Regions from separate parts of the Mus musculus genome. Here region 2 is linked to region 1. The links are chromatin loops, found by intact Hi-C in ENCODE. Cell type or tissue: left cerebral cortex. All regions are shown on one strand. Links, peaks and the distances in the headings refer to the core of each region. The heading gives the core; the rest is flanking DNA. Region 1 overlaps Gm32659 (a long non-coding RNA gene). Region 2 holds the start of Gm46767 (a long non-coding RNA gene).

What was found. Peaks named below come from ENCODE experiments on the same cell type or tissue, not always from the same donor. Only the 100,000 strongest peaks of a DNase experiment are listed, where the experiment ranks them.
Region 2: a loop joins it to region 1, with 1.8 times the contacts of the local background. A loop is called at or near these places in 2 of 42 quality-filtered maps.

What each region holds. Positions count from the first base shown.
Region 1 is chr2:136,593,182-136,601,635 of GRCm38, forward strand. All of the region lies in intron 2 of Gm32659 (a long non-coding RNA gene), which reads right to left. Among named protein-coding and RNA genes, the nearest start is that of Ankef1, 65 kb to the left of the region's middle. In left cerebral cortex, for the core only: a CTCF peak has its summit at 3,496 (motif pointing left); DNase peaks (open chromatin) are centred at 3,489, 3,747, 4,949 and 5,767; H3K27ac peaks cover 1,153 bases.
Region 2 is chr2:136,832,301-136,840,754 of GRCm38, forward strand. Gm46767 (a long non-coding RNA gene) reads right to left here and starts at 293. Exons shown (of 3, transcript XR_001783485.2): 1 at 1-293. In left cerebral cortex, for the core only: a CTCF peak has its summit at 3,813 (motif pointing left); a DNase peak (open chromatin) is centred at 3,764; H3K27ac peaks cover 243 bases.

The DNA.
Region 1 (8,454 bases), core at 339-8,338:
ATAATGAAATCTACACAGCACTTTTAGCCTCTTCCATCAAACTTTTTCAGACTTCATCAAAAACTACTTTCTCTGAATCCTTGGTGTCAGTTGTTTATTTTACTCTGTTTTCCCCCTTAACTGACATATCACATGTAGCCCTGTTTAAGTTCCTTTATACTATGCCTGCCTTCTTGTGACAACAATGTCTTAACAGTCCCAGTAGAATCTCTATATTCACTCAGCTTGCATCATGCCTTTGGTAACTACAAAATGAATATGGGCTTACTTAATAACCTGCCCAATATTATACCCAGGCCTGTGGGTATGTCTGGAAACCTAATTAAGGGCTGGAGACACAAATAGCTCTGCTAGGGTTGCCTTCTACTGCAAAGCAAAAGCCTGGAGAGAGAAATGACCGAGGACAGAGAGAAGAACAACTCAAAGTCACCTCCAACGACACCAGAAACTGTATAATTCATTCCCTCTTGGGAGCATGCCTATCAGAAGTTCTGATTAAAAAAGGGAAAAAAAGCATCATAGAATCTGTCATACCTTTGCCTTTTTACCCTGCTCCTCAAAATGTGTTGCCTCCTAGACTTTTCACATTCTACATTAGACAAAGCAAGGGAAAGGGGGACGTCTCAGTCAGAGGATGTTAGAACTCATACTTAGCAAGGGCAGTAAGAGGAGAAGGAGGCTGCTTAGATGGCTCCTCAGAAGCAGGAATTGGCGCAAGGATTAGAGGCCAAATAGCTTTTCTTGGAGGCGGTCTCAAGAAAAAAGTAGCAGAGTATGGAAAAGGGGAGGACAAGAAAAGCTACAGATACAATGAGCAAGCTAGGCCTGGGGGTTGCTGGAACTCAGTTGTGTGAGAAGCTCTATACAAATTATGCTCCCAAAGTGTTCTTTCTATGTGACAAGGAGCTGGAACACGTCCACTAACTCATTTATCATCATCTGACACCTGCTCCTTGGGACATCTATGCATCTAGGCTCTCCCAGCCTGCCCCACTCATGAGTGAACACATTCATACTGTCAGAGAAGGCTATGTCCTTAAGTAAGAAGCCATTGGCACACACAAGAATTATGAGCTCTGAAAGTTTATAGATAGGACATCAGTAGGGTCTGCTATAGTGGAAAAACAAGAAAAGAGAGAAACTGAGGGCTAAAGAGAGGGAGCAGCCATAGAGACCTTCTACCAAGCTCGAACTAATACTTGGGGAGGCCAAGTCACTGAACAGAAGTAGGCATTCCATTAAAAACAGCTTTGGAACTCGGTAGTATACCTCATATTTACTGTCATTTTCTTTAGACTTTAGGATGTCCTCAAAAATCAGGAGGATTAAAATTCATATCAACCTTCATGATCTATTCTGGGGAATTTGAAATTCTAAATGTACATGGGAATATTCTAAATGTATTTAAAATTATGATCAATAGTTTAATTAAAAATAAATATCATTTAGCATCCAAAGCTAAGCGTTCTTATAAAAGGTAAGATCTGAACCTGACTATTTTTAGGAGGGTTTCTGCATACACATGCATGCACTGGGCCAATATCAGAAAGAAAATAGCTTAAAGCTCCCAAGCATTACACATGTACTTATTTTTCTGTTTTCTTTTCATTTTTAAATTTTTATAGGGACTGGAGAGATGCCTCAGAGATTAAGAGTACTGACTGTTCTTCCAGAGGCCCTGAGTTCAATTCCCAGCAACGACCTGGTGGCTCACAACCATCTGTAATGCGATCTGATGTCCTCTTCTGGCATGTCTGATGACAGATACAGTATACTCATATAAATAAATAAATCTAAAAAAAGAAAACTTTATAGATCCTTCCCCATGAACATATATTGCTTATATAATTTTTTCATAATATCTTTGAGGAAAAAGTTATTCCTTTCTACTAATGGCCTTAAAATGATTTGTTACTTTAGCCCATGTGAACTTCAGTTGTTAGATCTTGTCTGGGCTGTGATCAAAGATATCAACTTCCAGAATAATGCCTTTAACTCTTCTCTCCTCACCACCCCCCCAGACAACCCTGGTAACATCTGAGGTCAGCCAACCAATCAACCAACCATCATGTAATTAATGTTTATAAGGTTCCATTGTGTGTCAGGTACTGCCCTAGGCTCTAGACAAAATCAAGAATAGTTCCAGTGTTCCTTGAGGGAACTTAGTAATAAAAGAAAACCAACAAAAATGCCATCTTTCAGCAAGACAAAAGAGCAGAGACTCATGATTCTATGAGATTCTTTAGCTGGAGATTTGGATACAAGGAAGTGGGCTGCCTTCAAGATGTGAACTTCAACCTAATATCCAAAAGATACATGAGAGCTAACAAGAGCATCTGATTGGTTAGATTAGGAAACCAGGGCTGCAGCTCTTTGTACAAAAGGATGTAGCCATCGTTTTGTCAAGCCTTAAATCAAGTGTCCTAAAATAATAGTGTGTGTGTTGCAGGGGGTGGGAGTGGGGAACTGTATTGGATTAAGGCCTGTAAGAAGACACAGGAGTTCAAAGGTGGCCACCAACAATGGCTCGAGCAGTAGGCAAGGGGTCCTGACATGAACCTTGGGCTTGAATAAATGAAGAATTAAACAGAGCGATCAGAATTATAAACAATTAAGCAGTCCTGGTCAAGAACTTATCTGGTTGTCCAGTATCTCAGTTTGGGCTCTGCAAGAATAGCTGAAGAAGTCCTTATTGTTTTAGAGGACAGTTGATTTTCAGAAGAGAATTATTCATGCCTCTAGCATAGTGGGTAATTGCTATCATCTGGGGAGTGATCGTCCCATGAGGTTCTACTCTTGCTAAATCCAAGGTGAATGCAAGTTTTAGACAATGACTAAACTATATATAGTTGCAAACTATACATAGTTATGTTAGCATACTCCCCTCATGTACCTCTGCTTTCCACTTTCTCTACCCTCTATCTGATGAGTTCCTTTTGGTCACTTAGATTTTCATCTACTCTCACGCTGTAAGATTTCATATATCTGTATAAAATGAGAAACACGCACAGCATGTGTCTTCTTGAAACTGCCTTGATTCCCTCCAGTTACATTCATTTTCCTCAAGCAGCATGGTTTCTCTCTTCTTATGTAAATGATACTCTCTGGGTTTGTTTGCAGGGCAGCATGGAGAAATTAAAGGGATGCTTCAGCCCATATCTCTGAAGCCTCGACCCTACCAGTATGTGCTCCAACTAGGTTTCTATTCAGTTAGACTTTCACAATTGACCCACATCCTCACCTTAGCTTTTACCCCAATGATAGGACATTTTTATTGCCTGCAAAGATAGGTTACCAGTGAATAAATTGATCAACTGATTATCTAACTCTACTAACAGAAAGGCTTCCTTCTTTCTTGTGTGGTGCTAAGAGCCCACTGCAAGTGGTTCCAGGAATGGGAGTCAGTCCCCCCTAAACATCAGATTCAACCAAATATTTGAGCCTCCAAACTGGGAGCAGATTTGCTGGGACGCTGAGGCCCTCTAGTGGCTATCTTGGGCTCACTCTCTCTGGAACGCTAGTTCTTCCTAGCCTATTAAAATTTCAACCAGCTCTTGGATTTTAAAAGGAAAATAAACAAATCATTCTTTTGCTTCTCCCTAAATATAGAAAGCTAATTTAGGGCTACTTGGATTCTCAGATCAAGAAATTCACCTGGCCGCTTTGCTATCATCCAGTTGCTTTGTGTTTTAAGGAGCTTGGAAGAGCATGTCTGCTTTTGTCTTCAAGGTCTAAATGCCTTCTCATCCCAGAAATGCACAAAGCCTCTAACTGGTTTGAGTCTGCAGATGAGGCAGGTGTACAGGCCTGGGGGCCATGATAACTTTCTTTTGACTCCAGTCTTCGGAGGCAACCTGGTCAGTGACAGGACCATGAGCTATTACTATGTCTTATGGCTTTGGTAAGTAGGCGAGCTCAGAGTGCAGCCTGAAACTGGTGCTGTCAGCCCTTTCGTGAATCGATTTCCACAGTCCCATGGGAAGCTTTCCTAATATAATTAGCCAGCATTGTGGTTGTATCACCTTCATCTGACCCCTGGGAGCTATAAAGAAGCCCATCATACTCACCTGGCTTTCTTCCCAACCAGACAATTAGGCCATTGGCCAGGAGGAAGCAGAAGAAGAGGAAAGGCCTCCATTTCCATATCTGATGACATCTGCTATCCCCTGGGCTCACAAGAGGAAATATAGGCAATGGTACTTTACTGGGCATTAGTATCTTTTAGTTTACAAGCAGTATCTTTTTCGTTGCACAAATGAGGGCATTAGCACGCATTTATCAAGATCACACAACAAAATAAGCAAATAACTCGTCTTCAAACCCACACTTTTGCCAGACCTGCATCTTATCCCACTAAGCTTTGGGTTTCAGGCCCCTGACTCAAAGATTCATGTGACCATGCCTCCTGGGCAGTGGGTAAAGTGTATGCCTATCCAGAATGTCTCAAAGCAATCTTGCTTGAAATACTATGTCCAAGAGTCTCTGCCTTGCGTGTGCAACCTGGAGCCTTCCTGCTCAAAGCACAATAGTGGACTTTGCAGCATCTGGAATCACTCCCAATTAGCCAGTCCTAACTCCCTGGATGAGGCCTATCCCCAGAGCATCTTGTGCTCTCAGACAACCTAAATTTCTTAATGGAGGTTTTGGGCCAGGAGAACTGAGAGGAATGTTGATTGTGGCTTCTTTAGCCAGCTCCCATGGTATAAGCCACATCCAATTCCAAGTGGCCTGAACTATGTGTATGTCCATCAGATACACTAGTGCTCAGGGGGTGAATTTAGCTCTGCTGTGCACTGAATAAGATGTGACAAACATTGCCTGGCAGTGGCTGAATCATGTGCTATAAAACTACCCTTCTGATGTAAGTCCCTCTGTAGCATGGAGAGGGGCCTGAGTCTGCATGTGGTGGAAGAGTAAGAGGTCAGCCTAGGGAATGCCAGCATGACAAGATGAGAGAGGAAGACAGCATTCCTTGCAGAAATTCTTCAGGCTAACAGTAAGATATCGAGGACCCCAGCCCTGACAGTCACCATAATGCATGCAGCTGGGGTCTTAGTTCTGTCTACTGATTCAAAGTACCTCTTTGCTTAGCTTCCACAGAGACATGAGGTTGGCTTGCTTCCTCATTAGCACATTATTTATAGTTGCTTTCTCTTTTATTTTTCTTGTTCCATTCATTTTGAGGAAAATTATCGAACACTAGAGGCACTTCGTTTACATAAATAAGGGTGTCATGTTTTTCAGAAAAGACTGATACGGCTTTAAATCAGCAAACCTAGACTCTAAATCTGTGCCAAATCTCCTTGAAACATAGGCAAGAGGGCCCCACCTGAAGTTCACATTCAGGGTGGTTGAGTGGGGCTGGCACGGGTGCACATCTAGCCAGTTCCTGGGGGTATGGCGCTGCAGAGCTAGCTACAGCAAGCAGAATCATTGCTCTAATCTGTCAGAATTTGCTTTAATTACACACTTACACTTGTGGTTTTTTATAGAGCTTTTCATTTGTATGAAGCTCTCTTTAACCCTTGAATCCTGGCATGAGGGAATTAAAGGGATATCAGAAACCAAGATACAGAAATATAGGCCAAGGATCTCTCCCAGGGCCGTGGAATCAGCCAAGAAGCAAAACCAGGACTGACATGTTGCCTCGCTCTGAGCTGGGCTGTTTACTCTGCATTCTGCTGACTTGAAAGCTCCACATATTCTCTGGCTGCAGCATCTGCAGTATTCTTGGTGAGCTCTCCATCTCAGGCCAGCTTTGTGCTAAGAGTCCCTAACAGACACATATGTCACCAGCACAGTCTACGAGAACGTACGTACAGGCCTCCTACCTAACAGCTCTGGGAAAACAGGGCTTTGGAAAAAAACAGCAGCTGTGCTGGGCCTATGGAGGAGAAACAGCACAATGACTATCCAGTAGCCTAGACAGGTGACTCGGCCCAGAGGCCCTGAACACAGGAATAAACCAAAACACTGCCAAAGCTGGCACCCTGGCTCTCCTGGCACCTCAGAGGAGGTCATGGAACCTTTCTGTGCCTGACAAGATTATTATATTCAGGGAAAACAATTGTTTACATGGAAGAGAATAAGCATGAACGAACTATAGATTTAGGATAGAGTTTAGTCAATTTCTACTGTATGGCAAATAACCCAGTGCTTTAAAAGACAATTATCCATCACAAATCTTTGAGGAACAGGAGAAATGTGTGCAAGGTCTCTCCCTAAACTCTAATCTACTGGGTTGTCATCTGGGCCATGTTCATTAGCCAATGCAAACCCAAGTCAAGCCACCTCTGCTTGGGAGGACACACAACTTTTTTTTCAATTTTTATTAGATATTTTCTTCATTAACATTTCAAATGCTATCCTGAAAGTCCCCTATACCCTCCCCCTGCCCTGCTCCCCTACCCACCAACTCCCACTTCTTGGCCCTGGCATTCCCCTGTATTGGGGCATATAAAGTTAGTAAGACCAAGGGGCCTCTCTTCCCAATGATGGCCCACTAGGCCATCTTCTGCTACATATGAAGCTAGAGACACAAGTTCTGGAGGTACTGGTTAGTTCATATTGTTGTTCCGCCTATAGGGTTGCAGACCCCTTCAGCTCCTTTGGTGCTTTCTCTAGCTTCTCCATTGGGGGCCCTATGTTCCATCCAATAGATGACCATGAGCATCCACTTCTGCATTTGCCAGGCACTGGCATAGCCTCACAAGAGAGAGCTATATCAGGGTCCTTTCAGCAAAATCTTGCTGGCATGTGCAATAGTGTCTGAGTTTGGTGGCTGATTATGAATCCCCTGGTAGGGTAGTCTCTGGATGGTCCATCCTTTTGTCTCAGCTCCAAACTTTGTCTCTGTAACTCCTTACATGGGTATTTTCTTCCCTATTCTAAGGAAGAATGATGTATTCACGTGTTGGTCTTCCTTCTTTTTGATTTTCTTGTGTTTTTCAAATTGTATCTTGGGTATTCTAAGTTTCTGGGCTAATATCCACTTATCAGTGAGTGCATATCAAGTGAATTATTTTGTGATTGGGTTACCTCACTCAGGATGATATCCTCCAGATCCATCCATTTGCCCAAGAATTTCATAAATTCATTATTTTTAATAGCTGAGTAGTACTCCATTATGTAAATGTACCACATTTTCTGTAACCATTCCTCTGTTGAGGGGCATCTGGGTTCTTTCCAGCTTCTGGCTATTATAAATAAGGCTGCTATGTACATAGTGGAGCATGTGTCCTTCTTACCAGTTGGAGCATCTTCTGGATATATGCCCAGGAGAGGTATTGCTGGATCTTCCGGTAGTACTATGTCCAATTTTCTGAGGAACCACCAGACTGATTTCCAGAGTGGTTGTACAAGCTTGCAATCCCACCAGCAATGGAGGAGTGTGAGGACAGACAACTTGAATGCACACAACTGGTAAGTTATGGCCATGTTTGCAGTTTGCCAGAGAACAGTTTTCATGGTTCAGGCGACTCTGAGATAAAAGGGTGAAAACACAGGATTCTGCCTACTTGCTTGAAACAAAATGAAAGAAAGACTGACAGGAGAGGAGAAACTGAGATGCAGAAAGAAAGCAGGCAGAGGACAGGACAGGCAAGTTAGCTCCGTGTTTAAACAATTTGATCTTACCGTCTACAGGGATCTTCCAACAGCTGGTGTGAGACCGAGGCTTTGCTATTAATATTACCCAATCCAGGAAGGGAGCTGCAACATTGCTCCAGCAATTCACTTCCAGACAGTGGCTTAAGGCTGCTCTCTGGAGACACTAATGACCTACCATTTCAGGCTCACACTATTCAAAGCTACTGGAGTGATGGGAAGTAGCATCTTGACAAGGAATGGCTAGGACTGCTATCCAGGCTACTATATCCCAGCATTGTTCAGGCAAGGGGATAGAAGAACAGGGACCTGAACGGTAGGGCACACACAGGTTCATGCACTGTGAGAATAATAACAATGAAATATTTTCAAGCTTCAGTTAAATGACTCCAGTCAAACACATTTCTTTTAGTCGGCTTGCATTATTTTGGTTGAAGCCTCTATTCTCCTGCAAGCAAAGGTTGCAATGCTAAATGCCACCAAATTGAGCCATTCTGCCTGTAGTTCGGGAAACAAAATGCCAAGCTATGTTCTTGGTTGTCCTTGGAGCTAACAATTACATTGTGAGTTGAAAGGGAGCAAGTGTCCCCAGCAACGTGATGACGATTACTTTAGCCCTACCAAGGCCACTGTGCACTGAAGCTGCCAAGGCAAGAGCATCACAAGTCAGGAAAGAAAAAGAGACAAAGCACAGAGAGGCAGACACAGGCAGCTGCTTCTGCTGAGGACTGAAACTCACGGAGTCATCAGCTGGCTGTGATGGTTAATCATTCCTGTCAGCTTCAGAAGATTTGGACTCAGCTTAGTGCTATAGTAAAGATCCAGTAGAATTAAGTGGAAGGTTGTGAG
Region 2 (8,454 bases), core at 375-8,374, 240 kb after region 1:
AAGATCCTATCTCAACTTTCCCTATCACTCCTTCAATTAATACAAAATAAATTATATTAGCTTTGCAAAGCATAGAGACGTTAAATCATGTGTTTGCCTTGTAGATTGTTATCACGATAAAACCACATGCTTATGCAGCTCCTTTAAAATAATGTAGAAGTGAAGTTACTTAAGCTTCATAACGATGCTTCTATTTTGCCTCTAGTTTAACTCAGACTATGAATAATTTAGAAAAGGGAATGAACAATGATCTCAAATCATCTCTTCATTGATTCAAAATGAAGAGATTGTTCTATGTTCTCATTAACTTATGTATTAGTTAACTTGTTCACAATTGTGACCAAATACTTAACAAACATCACTTGGGGGATGAAGGATTTATTTTGGTTTATAGAGAAACATAGGACACAATTTCTCATGACAGAGATGGCATACATGAGTGTAAGGCAAATGGACACATGTCACCCAGTCAGAAAGCAGAGACTCTTTCGGGCCCCATTTTGGCCCTGGCTTGGGCCTTGAGGAAAAACCCGAGCCTGGCTGGAGTTTCTGTGGCCTTGAGGGAGAGCCTAAGCCTGGCCCAAGTTTGAGACCTGGCTCAGTCACTTCCACATCAGGATGACTCAGCAAGACCTGTTTGACCCTGCCTCTGCCCTGCCATTGCTGATGTAGAGCTTTGCCACTGGCTCTGCCAGTCACTCCATACCCTCCATCACCCTTTCCTGACTCCTATGTCATTTTACCCCACTAAAAGTTCCCCTCCCTATGTTCCGAACTTATATAAGCAAGAGGCTGATGTCATAAGGTTGAGTTCCTGCTTTGACAAACTCCTAGCCCTGGTGTGTTTGTTTTGGGCAGAGACACTCAGCATCCTGTTCAGCCCTGGAGAGACTCGGCTGGGCCGGGTTCTCTCCTCTAGCTTGGACCTGCCAGCAAGAAGCCTGCAAGACTGGACAGGAAGTAGGGTCAGGCTATAAAAATGTCAAGGTCTACCCAGTGATCCACTTTCTCAAGCAAGGCTTCAATTTCTAAAAATACCACAACATTGAAAACCAACACCACCAACTAGGGACAAATGTTTGAACACATCAACGGAGGGAGAATATTTCACGTTCAAACCATAAGCTATCATGCACTATGAAAATAATTTGATTGTTTAGTGTATGGTTCTAGTCATTCAGTTGCTAAAGAAAAAGTTCAGTTTTATATTTCTCTTGATGTCACGCCATTTTTTTCCTGTCTCCAAAATCTATCATAATCACTTAATTATCTGCAGGAATATCTATTCTGCCAAGTTATGCTCCAAAGGCAAACTAGAAAATACAGATATAAAAATAAGGCTTATGATTTTAGTGAAAACAGGTTGGTGGTGGGCAGAGAGATAACTGAGAAATAAGTAGGTGATCTATCTGTAAATTTCATGTGCAGAGAAAGTTCTATAAACGTAAGTATTTATATATTGACACCTTTGTTTATAAAAAGGCTGATAATAGCTTCATAGAGTTTTACAAAAGCAGTAATTAACCGAGTGTGACATTTTTAGTCCTCACAGATGCCTTATTGCTGATGCCCTGATTTTAGGCAAACCTAAATATAGGTTCTATTTTTTTTTCATATAGAGTGTTGAGTCTATTTAATAAATTTTAATTAGAACCTAAATTTAGTACATTTAACGGTCAGGATTTTAAAACCTCAGACCTGGGCCCATTTAGTTAAGAGGTATGTCTCTTGTTACTTATTAATTCCCCATTACCTAGTCATTAATGTGGAATCCACAACATAGACTTGATGCAATGAAGGTCACACAGAGGAGTGTTTACCAATCTCTAGACTGCTCTTTCAGTAACAAAAACAGAACAGAAACCAAAAGAAAAGAAAACTTTCCTTGCTACGTGTAGAATTCTATTTTGAATAAAGCATGTCTTTTAGGGTAGTATAGAGGTGTGATTGAGGTGTTTTAATTTTGTGACAAATAAAATGAAAGAAATACATATTTCTTCCATAAGACAATTACTCAGAGGATAAACAGGTTTGTAGAAAAACAGAATGATAGTGCTGAGTAAAATGCAAATGTGGAGAGCAATGTTTGACTGGCTGTAGAGCAAAGCCTTCCAACGTTTGTCAGATCAGTTCTGTGCCCTCACTCCACCTTTAAAACATTTAGAGAATTTCTGTATTAAGAATTTCTGCCCTTTTCAAACACTGTCAGCACCTTGGCAGGTAAGAAGGACAGCAGTGCCTACTAAGGGTGATCTTAAGACAGACCAGAGTTGGGGCCAAGAGATGTACTGGTATCCAACGAGCTTTGAAAATGTGGTAACTCAGATTTACCAAAGCAAAGAGAAGAGGAAAGTTAGGTGGGAATAATGTATTTTGCAAGTTTTACAAGAACACCCATTCTAAATTCTGTAACAAACTTCAGAAGCAATAAATAAGGGAAGCTTCATTTCTGCCAAGGTTAACCCTTACCCACCCACAGTCAGTAAGGATTACTATTGCAAGCTTTGCCAAAGGCAAAGATAAGGAAATGGACTTTGTCCAGGCAGTTGAAATAGAACATTGCAGTGTCTTGGCAAGACCCTGCCAGGCCTTTCATGGGGAGGCCCAGACAAGTGTAAGTGAGATGACAGAGTCAGGATTCTGCAATGCGGCAAGTCTCTATTAGTTGAAGGGAAAATGTCTCTGTATGTGTAACTAAAGCCATAATCTCAGGTAATCAATCATGAGACAAAGGATGGGAGTGTGGAAGTGATACTCTTGGAGACTGTATACTCTTGGACTTGTCACAGGAACACCAGGAAGAAAACTTTAAGACGGTTGGAATTCATTGACAGAATGGAGAGCCAATCGTACTTAAAAGTCTTAAGCCCCAGGGAAGTTATTTCCTGTTCATTGTTTCATGAACTCAAAATGCTTACAGGATTTCTTAACTGTGATGGTTTCTGACAGCACAGGGCTCAAGTAAAGTTAACATTGGGAATTAACTTATTTACTTCCTAGTGTAGCCACACTCGACTCCTTGATTTGTGAAGAGCAGAACCAATTTTCATTTGTCACATTCTACCTTGTCTAGTCCTTAATGGACAAAATGGCAGCCACATCTGTACAATCCAGATGCCCAATGTTGCTTACCATTTGTTAAAACTGACCTAGTTGCGGGAGTTTGAATGCGAAATATCCCCCACAGGCTTGTGTATGTGACCACTTGATCTTCAGTGGCTGGTAATGTTTGGGGAGTTGGTGCAGCTTTGATAGAGGAAGCACATCACAGGGGTAGTCTAGAGAGTTCATAGAGTCACCCCTCTTCCAACTCACTCTCTTTTCTTGACATGCAGTTATTGATGTAATCTTTCAGCACCCTGCTGTCTTCACTCCACCATTACTAACTTCCCCTAAGCCCAAAAAAACTCTTGCATTAGTCATGGTGTTTTATCATAGTGACCCAAATGTAACTAATACAGGAGTAATCGCTTACGTTAAGGCACCACTATGGCACCTCTGACATTCCCAGGAATCAGGACAGTTAGGTAACAGCTAAGTCAGCCAAAGGTGCCTCTTTTAACTGACAAGATCTTGAAGGTCCCTCTACCGCCATCCTTACACAGACAAATAGCTTTCAATAACCCGATGTTAACAAGTTATATACTTGTCTGTATCTAAATACTCACTTTCTTTATACCATCTCTGATTATAAAACATGCTCTGCAAAAGTAAAGGGTTAGATTCTGTGCTCTAGAAAAGGCCAATGAGCAGCAGTATGGGTTTCTAAAAGTAGGAGACCTTCCAGGAACACTGGTGCCATCTTGAGGCGGGTAAGAATAAGGAAAACCTCAATTCCTGCAGATAATTATAGATTTTTAACTCCTTTTATGTTCTATCACCCACTCCCTTTAAAATCCATAGCTTCTTTTTCTTTCATTATTATTGTTATATATGTTAATATCTTCTTAAATTTTTGTTACAATGAAATGTAAAATAATGTTTACATACATATAAGCTAACTCGATTTAATGTCTTCTATGTCTCTCTGTATTTTAGGGGGCACATTCCTGGGAAAACAGATTCTCCCTCTCTAAGAAATCATTAATTGTCTATAGGTCTTCATCTAGGGGTGGGACCTCATTAGATTTCTTCCAATTACATTGGCTTGTTAACTGGTACATGTCATAGTTCAGGTCTTGTTTGGTCAACCATATTATTGAGATTTCATGACTCCCATGTCATACCAGAAGACACAATCTCACAACTGATTTCCTGGTTTTCTAGGTGATTCAATCTTTCTGTCCCCAATGACACAGTTTTTCCTGAGCCACCAGTATAGGGTTGTATTGTATATTTATGAGTTGGGGCTGAGTACCTTGTGATCAGTTGTTTTCTGTACTTTGATCAGTTGTGATTTTTCTGTAATAATCCCTGCTGCAAAGAGAAGGTTCTTGGGTGAGATGTGAGAGCCATACCTATCTGTGTGTGTGAAGTTAAATATTGAGAGTACAGTTAGGAATTATACTAGTTTAGGAAAGTGGCAGTAATAGATTCTCCTCTAAGATCCATGACCTCACTAGCTACAAGATGTTGGCTAGGTTCACAGTGTCAGGCATGATTTCCCTCCTGCTGAGTGGGCGTTGAGTCCGATTAGACAGCTATGGTTTACACCAAGCTATACGGTTTGAATAAGTATAGCCCCAGAGATTCATGTGCTAAAATAATTGGCCATAGGAAGTGGCACTATAGTGGCACATAGTCAGGGTCAGGATGTTTTAACTTGGAAACAAACAAATAACCAGGCACTTTAATCTGAGAGATGCCTCCCCCCCCGCCCCCCCCCCACAGAGTCCAGAGTAATTCACAGAATGAAGGTGTGTCTAATGCCAACTCCCCCAACCTGGTGACTCTAGGTTCTTAGAAACAGCTTGTTTGCACTTGGAGTGATTCTGCCTAGGGATTCCACCTGCCCTGGAGCACCAAGTCGTGGTCTACTGAGACCCGCTGCTTTGGTCTGGGGCAGTGACTGTCATCACTGTTTGGTGAACACATGAAGCAGAGAGCAGCGAGTGAGACACACAACAGTGTTCTACAGCTTGCAGTGAAACTAACCTTACTCTGACTTTTGGATTCCATGTCATCCCAGGAAGCTCCTTGCCACGCTGTGAGCCTGAAGACCAACTTCCCAGACAGTGAGCTTCCTGGCTGAAGAGCCACTCTGAGCATTTGGGTAGACTCCACACCCTTTCCTCCCTCCCTCCATGAGGAGAAAATTCTTCAACATTTATGATGGAAAATAATGAAAGTACCAAACTGTAATTGAAAGCGACTTTAAAAAAAGATTGTGTGTTATGCAGTGTTTAATTAACTGATGTAATTGAAAGCTACTTTTTATTTTTTATTTTTTTGTGTTATGCAGTGCTGTTAATGGCTTTCTTTTGTACTCAGCATCTCTGATGTGGCTAATGTGCAGCAAGGCCCCTATCAAGAGCATTAAAGGTGTGTAAAGCTGGCCTAGTGTGGCACATAGTCTCCTTCTGTTGCCATTGGATCAGGATGCAGAATTCTCAGCAACTTCAGCACCAAGCTTGCACACTGCCATGCTTTCTGCCATGATAACAATGGACTAAACCTCTGAAACTGTAAGTCAGCCCCAATTAGATGTTTTCTTTTATAAGGGTTGCTGTGGTCATGTCTCTTCACAGCAATGAAACCATAACTAAGACAACCACTATGGCACTTTTAGGGATATGGTTCCATGCTGGTGACTAATTGTTCATAGGTGTCACAGCTACATGGGTTATAAATTGCTCTCCCTTGTTGGCTACTTGCAAAGCACCTTTCAATACTTTGAAAGCTAATCTTAACCTTGACAAGTCTCAACAATAAACAGTGTCCAATCCTTTCCAATAGGACAACACCCAGCTCCTCCCCATGCATGAGCAATTTTGGTCAAGTATTTCCTTGTAGAGAGATAAGTAAGGCTAGCTTAAGCCAGAACTGCCCTTGGCAGAAGGGCATTTACTATAAATAATACAAGTCTGTTCTTAAAAGCAACCTGTCAGGGGAAAGTCCTATTTACCATCACACGTGGATGCATGGTGGGGATTATAGTGATTTAAAAGCATGGAATGTATAGCACAGAGAGATGGGGGAAAAGAGAGAGGGGGGAGAGGGAGACAGAGAGGGAGATAGAAAGAGGAAGAGAGAGAGAAAGAGAGAGAGAGGGAGGGAGGGAGAGAGAGAGAGAGAGAGAGAGAGAGAGAGAGAGAGAGAGAGAGAGAGAGAGAGAGAAAGACAGGCACAGACAGAGAGACAGAAAGACAGAGAGAGAACCTCCAAAGTTCTATAACAATCCAGCTGCCAGTCAGGGAAAGGATCCACCTAGTTCCTGCCCCTGGGGATCAGTTCCTCTCCATGTAAACTCATAAGAGACAACCCTGAAAAATAACTAGGGTTCTAAAGTCATGTTGTTCAAAACCTGCCTTTTCCCTATAATGTATTTGCCTTTTTTCTTTTTTCTTTTTTCTCTTTTCTAAATAAAAACTGCTGCTATCAACTATGTGCACTTTCTCAGTTATTTAATAAAGCCACCAAGAACCTGGAGTTCAACTGATCACAGGACCCCCTCAGTACATAGATAGAAAGCCAGCCAGGAGGTATTCTTCCCAAAGAACAGCTCACACCCTGCCCCTTTAACTGCATCTTTGCTCTCTCCTTTCTCATTAGCCATCTGTATCAGGTATATGTTGGACAGTTTAAAGCAACCTTGATACCTGCCACCTAAAGACTCTACTGGCTGGATAACCAGGTCATAAAATAATGCAAGAGACAAATTCATGCATGTGTTATAGGCATGTATACTACCTACTTTAAAAAAAAAAGAAAAGGAGGAGGAGGAGAAGTTTACTTTCCTTCTGAATTTCCCTCTTAACTTCTTCCTATCTGTGGCAAATGATAGAGAGCCTAATATTCTGATCTCATTTGTAAATTGAGTTCCAGAGTTGAGGAACATTGTCCTTTCTGCACACTGGGCATCGTCAATTCCAAGGGCCAGAGGAAAAAAGATTTTCACTTAACCAGGATAAAACTTATGAGCCACCATCTGAAAACGCCCCTCCTATGCTAAAGATTCCTATGGGACAGGAAGAATTGTCTAAATCTTTTAGATAGGCATATGGATTTCCCTATTTTCCGAATATACTTGTTAATATCAACACTCAACTTCTCCCTACTCAGCATATTTACCACTATACATCTATTTGCTATTCTAAAATCAAAAGTTTGTTTGTTAGTAACCCTTGTATACATTCAGTTCTCTTCTTCCTGGAGTAGAACATAAGCAATGGGAATATTTTCAAAAAAGTGCCAGCGCCTAACAAAGGCTGGAGATGTATAGTGCCCTTAGGAGGGTTCCCCTAAAATCTCCAAATATGATCTATTCTTACCCTCCTCAAGGAGACGCCTCTGTGTGAGGAAAGAAGATGTATTGCATTCCATTCTCTTCATTATAGGTCTCATAGGAAACTCTCCCCATGCTCCAGCAGAAAGAGCTCTAGATGTATGCTCAACCACTGCTGAAAGTTAGGTCCGAACAATCCTAGAAAAGATGTCTTAGGTTTTGCTGAATATAGTTTAAACTCAGTACAGACTTGGAAACAGAGGGAAATGGCATCAGAAAGTAAGAGAAGTGGTAAAGCTTCATGGCTCATCACTTTTAAAGATTTTACTATATACACTTATTTAGTCAGTTTGTGTGTGGGTGTAGGTAGGTGGGTAGGTAGGTAGGTAGGTCAGAGGACAGCCTTTGGAAGTTAGTTATCTTCTTTCACTATGTGTGTGCCATGTATCAAACTCAGGTAGTCAAGACTGGCATCAAATGCATTTACCCACAGGTCCCGCCATGGTTTTCTATCAGGACCCCTCTCTGTGTGATGGGAACATAGAATCAAAGTAAATGCAAGAGGGGAAAGGCTTGGATAGTTACTTTTCTGCTGTTGTGATAAGATACCATGATCAGAAAGAAGAAAACTAGAGGAGGAAGTGTTTACATTGAATTAAAGCTCATGCGCATGCTCATTGCCAAGCCGCACATGAGAGATAAGTTCACCATGGTAGGGATGGGTGACAGCAAATGGCAGGCATGGCAGGAGGAGAGAGAGAGAGAACAGGAAAGCCCATCCCCTGTGATTTACTTTCTCCAGTAAATCTCCATGTCCTAAAAGTTCCATAACATCCCCAAACAATGCCATCATCTTGAAACTATGTGTTCAAACACATGAGCCTCTGGGGACATTACTTATTTAAATGGCAACAGTAGGGCAGACAATACTTTGATATTTTGCATTGCCAATTGTCATTTCAAGAAGTTGTTTGTTAACTTGTGTAGCCAACTACTGAGGCTCTGTAAGGGCTAGAGACTTGATGACAAAAATGAGGGGGACCTTACAATTTAGATAGCCCTTTACAAGA